Linked DNA regions of Homo sapiens: region 1 is linked to region 2. A link is a loop called in an ENCODE intact Hi-C map of the cell type or tissue named here. Cell type or tissue: chondrocyte. All regions are shown on one strand. Links, peaks and the distances in the headings refer to the core of each region. The heading gives the core; the rest is flanking DNA. Region 1 overlaps LOC105369743 (a long non-coding RNA gene). Region 2 has its middle 33 kb from the start of ANO6.

Region 1 (5,390 bases), core at 100-5,099, 350 kb after region 2:
CCTTGGTCTCAGAGGAAAAGCTTTCTTAAAGATCCTACCTCACACCCTGTCATAAAAGGCATAAGAAACCCAAATGGTTTATTGCCCTTCCCCCTGACATAGACGGTATTTTTCTTTTACCTTCAGCCACATGGGTATTCACAATGCTTTGGGGATTTCAGGGTTTGCTGCTGTTTCTTCACTGTCTTACGCCTTCATTCCTCAAAGAGAAAAAGATACAGACAGAGCTTCGCGGCTTTCTCACAGCAGTAGCTGCTGCCTTCTTCAAGCCTGTGTCACTGACAACAGGCTTTCTCTAGGCTCCCAAGCCTCCCTTAATCTTTCTTGTGAATATTAGCAAAGAAGAGCCTCTTTGTTTGTTTGGCACCTAGGTGTTCTGTATTCTCCAACTGGTCCACCCCTAAACTTTAGCAATTCGTTAACATGTTTTACCGAACTTCTTATCTGCTATACCAGCTTTTTCTGCTATATACAGCTTTTTCCTGAACTCTGCCAGAGTGGCCCACCCTGCCTTTCTTTAAGACTTCAGGCTAGTAGTTTTCTTTGTGAATTCAATTTTCTCCTAGAGTCAAGAAAATAGATAATTTTGTTGATTACCTAAGGTGTTTTTTTTTTTTTTGTTTTGTTTTGTTTTTTTTTTCCCAGAGTCTCGCTCTGTCGCCCAGGCAGGAGTCCAGTGGTGCGATCTCAGCTCACTGCAAGCTCCGCCTCCCGGGTTCACGCCATTCTCCTGCCTCAGCCTCCCGAGTAGCTGGGACTACAGGCGCGCGGCACCACGCCTGGCTACATTTTTTTTTTTTTCTTATTTTTAGTAGAGACGGGGTTTCACCGTGTTAGCCAGCATGGTCTCGACCTCCTGACCTTGGGATCCGCCTGCTTTGGCCTCCCAAAGTGCTGATATTACAGGCGTGAGCCACTGCGCCCGGCCGATTACCTAAGGTTTTATTTTTAGGGCGAATGCAACACTCTCATGGTTTCTACATCCTAGTTGGATGCCAGAAATTCTAATATTCATTTTTAGATAGCTTCCTGGTCTATGCTATAATTTCCCAATTGGTCTCTAACTTTCAGTAAAAGTTCATTACATTCTATAGCATTGATAGAGGGGCTTTTGCAAAGGAGGAAAGAAGAACATGTTTGGGATGCAGCAGTAAAAAGAGGCCAGTATTTCTAGACTTGTATTTCTACATAAAGAAAGTTTTTAAAAGTTAAAAAAATAAAGAGGCCAGTAGCTCACAAGCAAGAGGTGATCAAGATTATGTTGACAGCAGGTATTTGTAATTAAGGGTGAAAGGCAACCACCAGGAGCATACAAGCACTTTTTCCCATACTGAGGAGAATTTGGGAAGTACCTTTAACTTTCCACAGTTATGAGTAAACGAGAGTTCAATGAATTACATGTGGCTACTAAAGGAAAGAATGATCAGGGATTACTATGAGGACTTAGACTATCCGGATTATAGGGATATAGCTAAATCATTACATCTGTTTGTCATCAAACCTAATACAATAACTTCGACCTATTAAAAGTGGGAGATTAAGCTCTTTACACAGAAAAAGTTAATACTAAAATCTGGAGTTTACTTAGGTTCCCATTTTCACCACAGTACTTAGCTGAGTTACCTGAATTGTAACACAACAGAGAAAAAAAGGACTTAGAATGTTTAGATGCCTTCTTTCTTAAAAAAAAAAAAAAGATACAAGTTGGCTTTCTGTGTTATCCTATTTAAGTATTCTGATAAGGGAGCCCAAGTTTTAATTTTTATCATTATTGTCAAGGGGGAAGGGGATCAAATTTTAGAGGCCATCTCAGTGCCTGAGTAATTTTTTCCAATCCAGCAAGATCAGATGGTCTGATTGCCTTGCTCAGTGTTTCTGGTAGAAAAGGCAATTTTCAAGACTGAAATAGCAATTTCTTAGCCATCACTGGAGCTCTTAAAATCCATTTTTTAAACTCCCGTAGACTTCCATGTGTAAATGAAAGAAGACTCCTGGAAATACACATTTTTCTATTTTGAGAGATAACTCACTCAAGCATAAAGTTAATACAATTTATTACACCAAAAGTAAAGTTGCATTAGAGTGAGCTCATAACAGATGAGTAAACACACTTCACAAGAGTGGGGTTGGCATGTCTGCTATCCTTAGTTTGTCTTCTTCAGCTTGGATGCCTTCTAAATGTCTTATTCTTACATCGGTCCTGTTGGCAGAGGAGAGTTCTGTCCTTGTTAGAGAGGTGTTTGGAAACACCTTTAGACCTTTGAAAAATTCAGCACTAACACTAAGATGGGTCACTAGCCTTTGCTTATTCTGAGGGAAAGAAAGCCTTCAATTAGTATTTTAAAGTGAAAGTGATAAAATCAAATTGAAGGGTGCCTGAGTCGGGCTACTCTCATTTATATCATATGTTTAATGAAAACATACTAACTCTGTGACCTCAGGCAAAGGGGTTAACTTCTTTGAGCCTCGTTTTTTTCATACAGAATGAAAATTTTAATAAACCATGCCTTACCCATGGAATTGTGAGAAAACTTGTAAGCAAAGCATTTAGCAGAGTGCCTAGCACACAGTACACATGTAGTAAAGACTGGATTTTTATCATCATCATCATCATCATCATTATCATCATTACTACTACATCAAATATCAGGCCAAATTGCTACCTACCCTACAGCTTCAGTTTATTTATTTGACAAATTATTGAGCATCAATTGGGTACCAGGCTCTGCTCTAGGAACTTGTGTGTAATAAAATAAGAATATTGGCTTTGTCCCTGCTGCCACCTACCAGGAAGACACTTCATCTGCTTGAAATTGGGCTTCCTCTTCAATCAAGAGGAACTAATCAGCACCAGGCCTAGGGAGAGGTATGGGAGACTCGTGCACAACCCTGAGTGTAAGTGCCTCCTTAAATTTTGTACCCTAGGTAACTTGCTTGCCTCATTCTTGTCCCAGCATCTGGGAATAATAATACCTATTTTACATAGTTATTATATGAATAATGGAAGTAGAGAGAGGATAGACTATATTTGCCTGGTATGGAAGTGGGATTTGGGAAGGCTTGTCTATTAATGGGATATTAGGCTGGGCCTTAAAGGATGAGAAGAAGTTTATTAGGTAGGCATTGGGTTGTTCCCTGTAGGTATATCAAGGGGTAAATGATGGGTTATGCTTGGAAATGACAACATGACTTGAAAGGAAATTATGACAAGAGCTAAGAGTTATTATTATTTACCACCTACTATGTGCAGGATATGGCTGGACATTTTGCAAATATTGTCTTTAATCCTCATAATGGCCTTAAAAGATTGGTATCATCTATCTTTATTTTACAGCATAGCCTCAAAGAGCTAAGCCCAAAAAGCCAAAGAGTACCAGAAAGAAGTCCTTTCTGTCTAAAAACACCTCTTCACTGATCCCCAAAATTCCATCATTAACACTTCACCCTTGAGATAAGCACTGTTGGAAATGTGGATGGGTCATATGATCAACTCCTTATATTTTTTGGTGAATGAGTTATCCATCCACTCATCTACCCATTCATCCATCCACCTATCCACCCATCCATCCATTGACACACTCATCCCTCCACCAATCCATCTATCCATCCATGCATCCACCCAATCATCCATCCACCCACCCATCTGTCCATCCATCCACCCACCCATCCATTCATCCATTCATCTATCCATCCATCCATCCATCCATCCATCCATCCATCCATCCATCCACCCATTCATTCACCCATCCATCCACCCACCTATCCATCCACCCATCCATTCATCCATCTACCCACCCATTCATCTATCCATCCATCCATCTATCCATCCTTCCATCCATCCACCCACCCATTCTTCTACCCATCCATTCACCTATCCACCCACCCAGCCACCCTTCCATCAATCCATCCATCCACCCACCCACCCACATGTTCATTTATCCATCCATCTACTCATTCATTCACCCACCCATTCACCCACCCATTCATCCATCTATCCATGCACCTACCCACCCATCCATCTGCTCTCCACCTACCCATTCACCCACCCATCTACCCATCCACTCATATACCAATTTAATAAGAGATATTGATCACCTACTAAGATTTAGTCTCTGGGCTGGGACTTTTCTCCATGACAAGAAGGACTCAGAAGCAAGAAAGTGTATGCCAAAAAAGAAAAGTGGGGCCATAAGAACAAATTTCACTTATTTGAAGTTTTGCCTCAGGAGATATCCACATTTATCACTTAGTAATCATTAAGTCACGACACAGCATGATGATGCCCATCCTTCCTGCTGGATAACTCTCCCTTCACAGCTAATTGCCTTACATCTATAGCCTAGTTCTTGTCAGTTTTGTCACACTGTTATTACATACAGTAATGGTGTGTAAGATATTAGCCTGTCATTATATATAAATGTGTCTAAGGAAAACTCATTTCCAAGAATCATTTTTGAAAATGAATCCAGAAGAGAGGTAAAAGCTTATTTTCTGTCTCCAAGGACAAATAAAGTAACTCTGAGGCTTGTAACAAGAATCATTTAAGGTGGATATTATACCTCATAGGAATACCAAAGCCAGAATACATTTTGGGATGTTATATAAAGCCCAGGAAAGAGTTAAGCTGGAAATAGGAAGCTACTTTCATCTTCTAACTGTGCATGCCTTGAGGGTATGAATAACCTAGCCCTTTCCCCACTTACCATTTTTCTATTTAGTTTATTATGGTTAATAACATGTGACCAGAAAATCATTTTTACCATTTTCCCTCTGGTGCCATTAAGTTTAATTTCCTTGTTTTAATAATACAGCACCAGCGACTTGTCTGACATTAGAACTTTTTTCTTCCAGTTATCTATTAAAGTAATACTTTAATTTATTACAAAATATACATTTCACACAACTCTTCCTACCCAGTTTGTGATATCCCTAAGGGCCGAGCACTATCTGTGTACCCAGTATTTTCCCAATTTGTTTCTGACAACTTTTACTGCTGAGATGTAAACTGTATGAAATCAGACACTGTGTGTCTTGTGGTGTCCCCAGAACAGTGCCTGCATGCGGCAGGTGTTCAAGAATATATATCAAACAACCAACAAAATGAACACCTTCTGCTTTTACCCTCTCACTTCTGACCATACACGAAATAGCCAAAATATTTTTCCACTTGAAGAGTTTGTCTACGAAATGGAAAAGACATGGATTCTAATTTAAATGTTGACTCACCCAGAAAATGGATCAACTTTAGCACACTTTTTAAACTTTAAATACAACAAGCATTTGTTAAAGTCCTGCTGGCTATCAGTGGAGAACTCTATTCAAGGTGCTAAGGGCAAAATAAAGGTGACCCAGACACTGTGCCTGCCCTGCAGGGGCTTAAAGTTTGGTAC
Region 2 (5,390 bases), core at 116-5,115:
CAGGCATGTGCCACCACACTAGGCTAATTTTTTTTTTTTTTTTTTTTTTGAGATGGAGTCTTGCTCTGTCACCAGGCTAGAGTGCAGTGGTGTGATCTTGGCTCACTGCCATCTCCGCCTCCTAGGTTCAAGCAATTCTCCTGCCTCAGCCTCCCCAGTAGCTGGGACTACAGGCACACACCACCACACTTAGCTAATGTTTTGTATTTTTAGTAGAGACGGGGTTTCAGCATGTTGGCCAGGATGCTCTCTATCTCTTGACCTCATGATCTGCCCGCCTCAGCCTCCGAAAGTGCTGGGATTCCCCCGGCCTAATTTTAGTATTTTTTGTATAGACAAGGTTTCACCATGTTGGCCAGGCTGGTCTCGAACTGCTGACCTCAAGTGATCTGCCTGCCTTGGCCCCCAAAGTGCTGGGATTAGAGGCATAAGCCACCGTGCTAGGCCCAATTGTTTTTTAATTTGATGATGAGGAGTCTTCTGATATTTAGACCCCTGCTCAGTATAACACCAAGAAAATCCCAGAGAAAGGTATCTTGATTAAAAGATTATGTTTAACATAATAATCAAACAGTAATAATATTTATTTCTGAGAAAGTAAACTCAAATACCAGGGTTAGGGTGGCAGGATAATTTATTTTCATGGCATACTTTTTACCCTGTTTAAATAGTTTAATATGATACATATTAATTTTCAGAAATAATGATCATGGACTTTTCAAATAGTATGGCAAAAAAGAAAAATAACTTCTTATATTCAATTTCCATATTTCTATATTTGAAACAAATTGCTACTTTTTACTTCAGAATTATGCATATGTCTTGAGAATAAAAATCTCATCCTGTCTGACTTTTGGGGCCCAGGGTTGTATAACAGTTTTCTATATGAAGAAGTTATAAAGTCAAATAAGTCCCTCATTCTAATTTTTGGCCCAAACCAGGACCATGTATACCCAAAATGAAGAACTACATAACTGACAGCTCAAGACTTCCATGGTTGCTGGTTGATCAGTCACCTGAACAACTCAGAACTCTGCTTAGAAAGTAGACAGTAAACACAAGATCACAATGGTGTCTCATGTGCGATGCCAAGAAATATTGTGGGCTTTATCCTGCCCTGGGTCACAGCCTCAAACACAATATTGAGTTGCAAGCATAATGTAAGTCCAGGGTGGAAGCATGCACAGAAGTCAGACCTCCTCTCTTTGCTTTCTTTTCTAGCAAATGCCTAGGGAAATTTTCCTTCTTAAGGCTATTACTATTATCTTTATTATTAATGCTAAAATAACAATGTTGAGAATTTTAATCATTGTGATGATGCTAATAATGACTAGTATTAATCAGAAGTCTGTTCTGGCCAAGTCCTTTTCTAGTATTTTAAAGATATTTTCTCATTTAACTTTCAGAACAACTCTATGAAGTTTTATTTTTTTCATTACCCAAATGAGGAAATTGAGGCCTAGCGAGTTACATAACTTGCTTAAGATCTCACAGCAACTAAGTGGCATAACCCATGTTGAACTTTTAGATTGTTTGACTCCAGAGTCTAGTTTCTTTTTTTTTTCTTGAGACAAACAGTCTCATTCCATTATCCAGGCTGGAGTGCAGTGGCGCAATCTTGGCTCACTGCAATCTCCACCTCCCAGGTTCAAGCAATTCTCCTGCCTCAGCCTCCCAAGTAGCAGGGATAACAGGCGCATGCCACCACACCCGGCTAATTTTTGTATTTTTAGTAGAGACAGGGTTTCACCACGTTGGCCAGTCTGGTCTCGAACTCCTGACCTCAAGTGATCCACCCGCCTCAGCCTCCCAAAGTGCTGGGATTACAGGTGTGAGCCACCGCGCCCGGCCAACTCCAGAGTCTATTTTCTTAACTTGTACTTTTAGCCATTCTAATCTTCAATCCCAGTAGTGAAATTAATTGCATAATGCCTGCCAACAAGAGAATCCGAGCTCTTTAGGTTTCTAAAAATCTCATTAGATTGTTTTTACATTTACTTTTCGGTCAATCTTGAATTATCTAAGGGAAGATATGTATATCTAGCCCTCTTGGATTACCTACATTATTGCTTTGCTAACTTTTTTTTAATCCCTTAGGATTCATGTCCTATCCTATCAGGGAAGGAGGGAAACCAGAAGAGGTAGAAGATAGATCAGTCAGTTGTGCTACTATAACAGCTTTGAGTACAGCTGAGAGGCTTTGAAACTAACATATAAAATTAAGCTTCAGGATTATCTGCTTCTTTAGTACTTCATTCATCTGGATATAATGAGATGAGTCAGCCAGTAGCCAAATCCCACTTACAATTGTAATGTAAGTATTAAAAGGAAAAACTTTACATATTATACTTCTGCCATTGTTGCCCAAATAATTTTGCATAATTTATGTTTTTTTATGGTTGGAATTCTGCAAATATAATTTATGAATAGCATTTAATTGCTATTAAATTATGAAGGCAAGCTAATATATTAATTACTTTCATATCTATTTTTTCCTCTTTTGCTTTACTATAATTTTTCAGAAACTAGCCATATTAATAATCCAAAAGTTATGCAGACAAATCAGAATCTGTCTCATATGTGATGATTTCTAGACATGATGATCCACAATTTCCCTTGATATTTCTTTCCTGAATTTTTCGGTACTCATTGAAGGAATTGCTCTTTCATATCTAAATCCTATTCCTGTGGATGAGACGCATTTCTTACTGCTCCATCCCTGGGAGAAAGAGTAGCTTGCCATAGGAACAGGGAAGGGTTACTTTATATACTATGAAATGTTCTGAGTTTTATATATGTGAAAAAGATCCAGAAATTAAATTTTAATAAGCCTCCAGATTTGGGCAGCAATCAAAGGCTTCCTCTATAGCAACAATTACACACATCACTGATCTGAGATCAAATATTTATGTCTTCTCCTACATGCTAGAGAACTAGCATTTTGCTAGTTACTGTTATTACCAGGGCAATTCAATAGAGGGCAAAAGAGACTAAAAATGTCATTTCACATTGGAAATTGTAAGAAAAAGCAATAACAAGCCTGGAAAAGATTAAATGCAATTGGAAATGAGTCTAAACTGAAATAAAATACTGTATTTTAGTAGATTTTAGTAGGGCTATAATTTTAACTTCTACTAAAAAACTGTCGTTTTGCCTATCGCTGAAAAGAAGACACAAAAGAAGACAAAAAGCCTGATGCTAGCAGGAAACAAAAGCTCTTCCCCATTTCCTAAAAGTACTTTCTTTTCTAGAAGTATATTGTTTGAAGGAGACTCTTCCATTATGCCTTGGGGAAAATGTAACCATTTTTTAAAAAATGAAATATAAATTATTCTCCCCTTTGGAAAAACTTTGTTTCCTTTGGTGTTGTTAACATAGAAGGCAGTGAATAATTTCTGCTCATTGCAGGACCCCATCAAACAATACCAATGTCTCATTTACCTTAAAGGACTAGAGTTTGCTTTGCATTGCCAGCAATATCACTGCCACCATTATCACCACATTATCAATTGCTATACTGTAATATCTTTGGGTGTGCAATCTTGCAGTAAATGCTCCTGCACCAGGTATTTTTCCAGAACTATTATAGAGCTACCTTTGAAGAATTTGTGATTTAGGAACTTACACTAAATTATTATATCCCCATCTTACATGACTTTATTTCTTTTCTGTTCACATTTCTGGTGATTTTACTTGGTTTCAAAGAAGCTATAAAATTCTGTTATTTATTCTCAGTGGGTTCCAAATACACAACCCAACTGGCCTCTCTGGGACCTCAATCTCCACTGGGGCCTCTAAACTAGGAATGGCTGCAGTGAGGATATGGTCCTTGGATGAAGTGCTTGTATAATCCAGATCAGCAGGCAGGGCTCGGTGAGAAAAGGGAACTGGTCATGGATGGCAGGCAGTTCTAAACGAATGGCCTGCCTGGCCAGAATTCAGAAGAGGGAGAGAACTCGGGCTCTACCTGAGTCTGGAAAGGCTTCACGGAGAAGGATCTTGAAGCAGGGATAAGGTTCACAGGGGGCTAAGAGTGGAGGAAAGTTGATCTCCAGATGATGTAATGTGAAGTAATGGGTAGATGGAAGGAGCCAGAAATGTTCAGGAAGCTGTAAAGAGACCTGTCTGGCGATGGTAGTGTTTATGAAGACAAGAAGTAGGAGGTAAGGGTGAACAAGCAGGTTGTAGCTGGCCTTGAATGGCAGGCTCAGAGATCTGAATTTTATTCTCCATTCATGTGGGAGTTGCTGAAGATTTCTGAAATAGGGAAGTGACAGGATGAAAGTGCTGTTCAAAGAAGATGAATGAGGAAGCTAAATGATAGGGCCCAACTCCCCATCTCTCTGGGAGGGTTAGATGCTTAAATTTGACAAATGCCGATTAGCAAACCCAGATGGATTTCACATAGATCCATTCCCCTTCCAGCTTTTTATGGTTTTTCACTTCCCTAACTCTGCTCAAGCCCTTGCCATGCCCCCTTCCTACTCCCTCATTCTCCCTTTGAAAAGCCCTATCACCAGCCACCCAGCCTGCCAGCTCATGCCTGTAATCCCAGCACTTTGGGAGGCTGAGATGGGTGAATAACCTGAGGCCAGGAGTTTGAGACCAGCCTGGCCAACATGGTGAAACCCGATCTCTACTAAAAATACAAAAATTAGCTGGGCATGGCAGCACACACCTGTAATCCCAACTACTCGGGAGGCCGAGGCAGGAGAATCACCTGAACTCGGGAGACGGAGGTTGCTGTGAGCCGAGATCGCACCACTGCACTCCAGCCTCGGTAACAGGTGAGACCCTGTCTAAAAAAATAAAAAAGAAAAAGAAAAGAAAAGCCCCATCACCTCTGTACAACTTGGGTTGGAGTTCAACTCTTCCTCACTGTCAGTAGTTATTAAATAAAATCTGTTTTACCATTTTAACTGATGTGTGGCTGTTTTTCTTTGACAGAGGCCTGAGGTTTAAACAATTTGGGGAACCTTCTTTAAGAAAAGGAATACAAAATTACAAATACAAAACTAAATATGTGGCTTTGGAAGGGGCATATGCAAATGAGGGCCCCTGAGCATAAGCAACCTTAGCTTCATGATAAATCTTCATCTGGTTGACCAGATAGACAAGGTGTCTGCTTTCTTGAAGCTTAGGTTCTAGAGGGAGTGGAGAGGAGAGATAGGCAATAAGCAAGTACACAAATGGGAATTTTTAGAGAATAATTACTCTGAAGCAAGTAAACTGGCATGGTAGAGTGGGGAGGAGGAGAAGAGAACAAGAAGAGCTCTGCTTTCAGGCATGGTGGCTCACACCTGTAATACTAGCACTTTGGGATGCTAAGGCAGGTGGATGACCTGAGGTCAGGAGTTTGAGACAAGCCCAGTCAACATGGCAAAATCCTG

The links. Peaks named below come from ENCODE experiments on the same cell type or tissue, not always from the same donor. Only the 100,000 strongest peaks of a DNase experiment are listed, where the experiment ranks them.
Region 1: a loop joins it to region 2, with 2.6 times the contacts of the local background. A loop is called at or near these places in 14 of 110 quality-filtered maps.

The regions. Positions count from the first base shown.
Region 1 is chr12:45,532,097-45,537,486 of GRCh38, forward strand. All of the region lies in intron 1 of LOC105369743 (a long non-coding RNA gene), which reads right to left. Among named protein-coding and RNA genes, the nearest start is that of LINC00938, 190 kb to the right of the region's middle. In chondrocyte, for the core only: no CTCF peak of the experiment used is centred there; no DNase peak of the experiment used is centred there.
Region 2 is chr12:45,180,474-45,185,863 of GRCh38, forward strand. It overlaps the pseudogene PLEKHA8P1. Among named protein-coding and RNA genes, the nearest start is that of ANO6, 33 kb to the right of the region's middle. In chondrocyte, for the core only: a CTCF peak has its summit at 2,986; no DNase peak of the experiment used is centred there.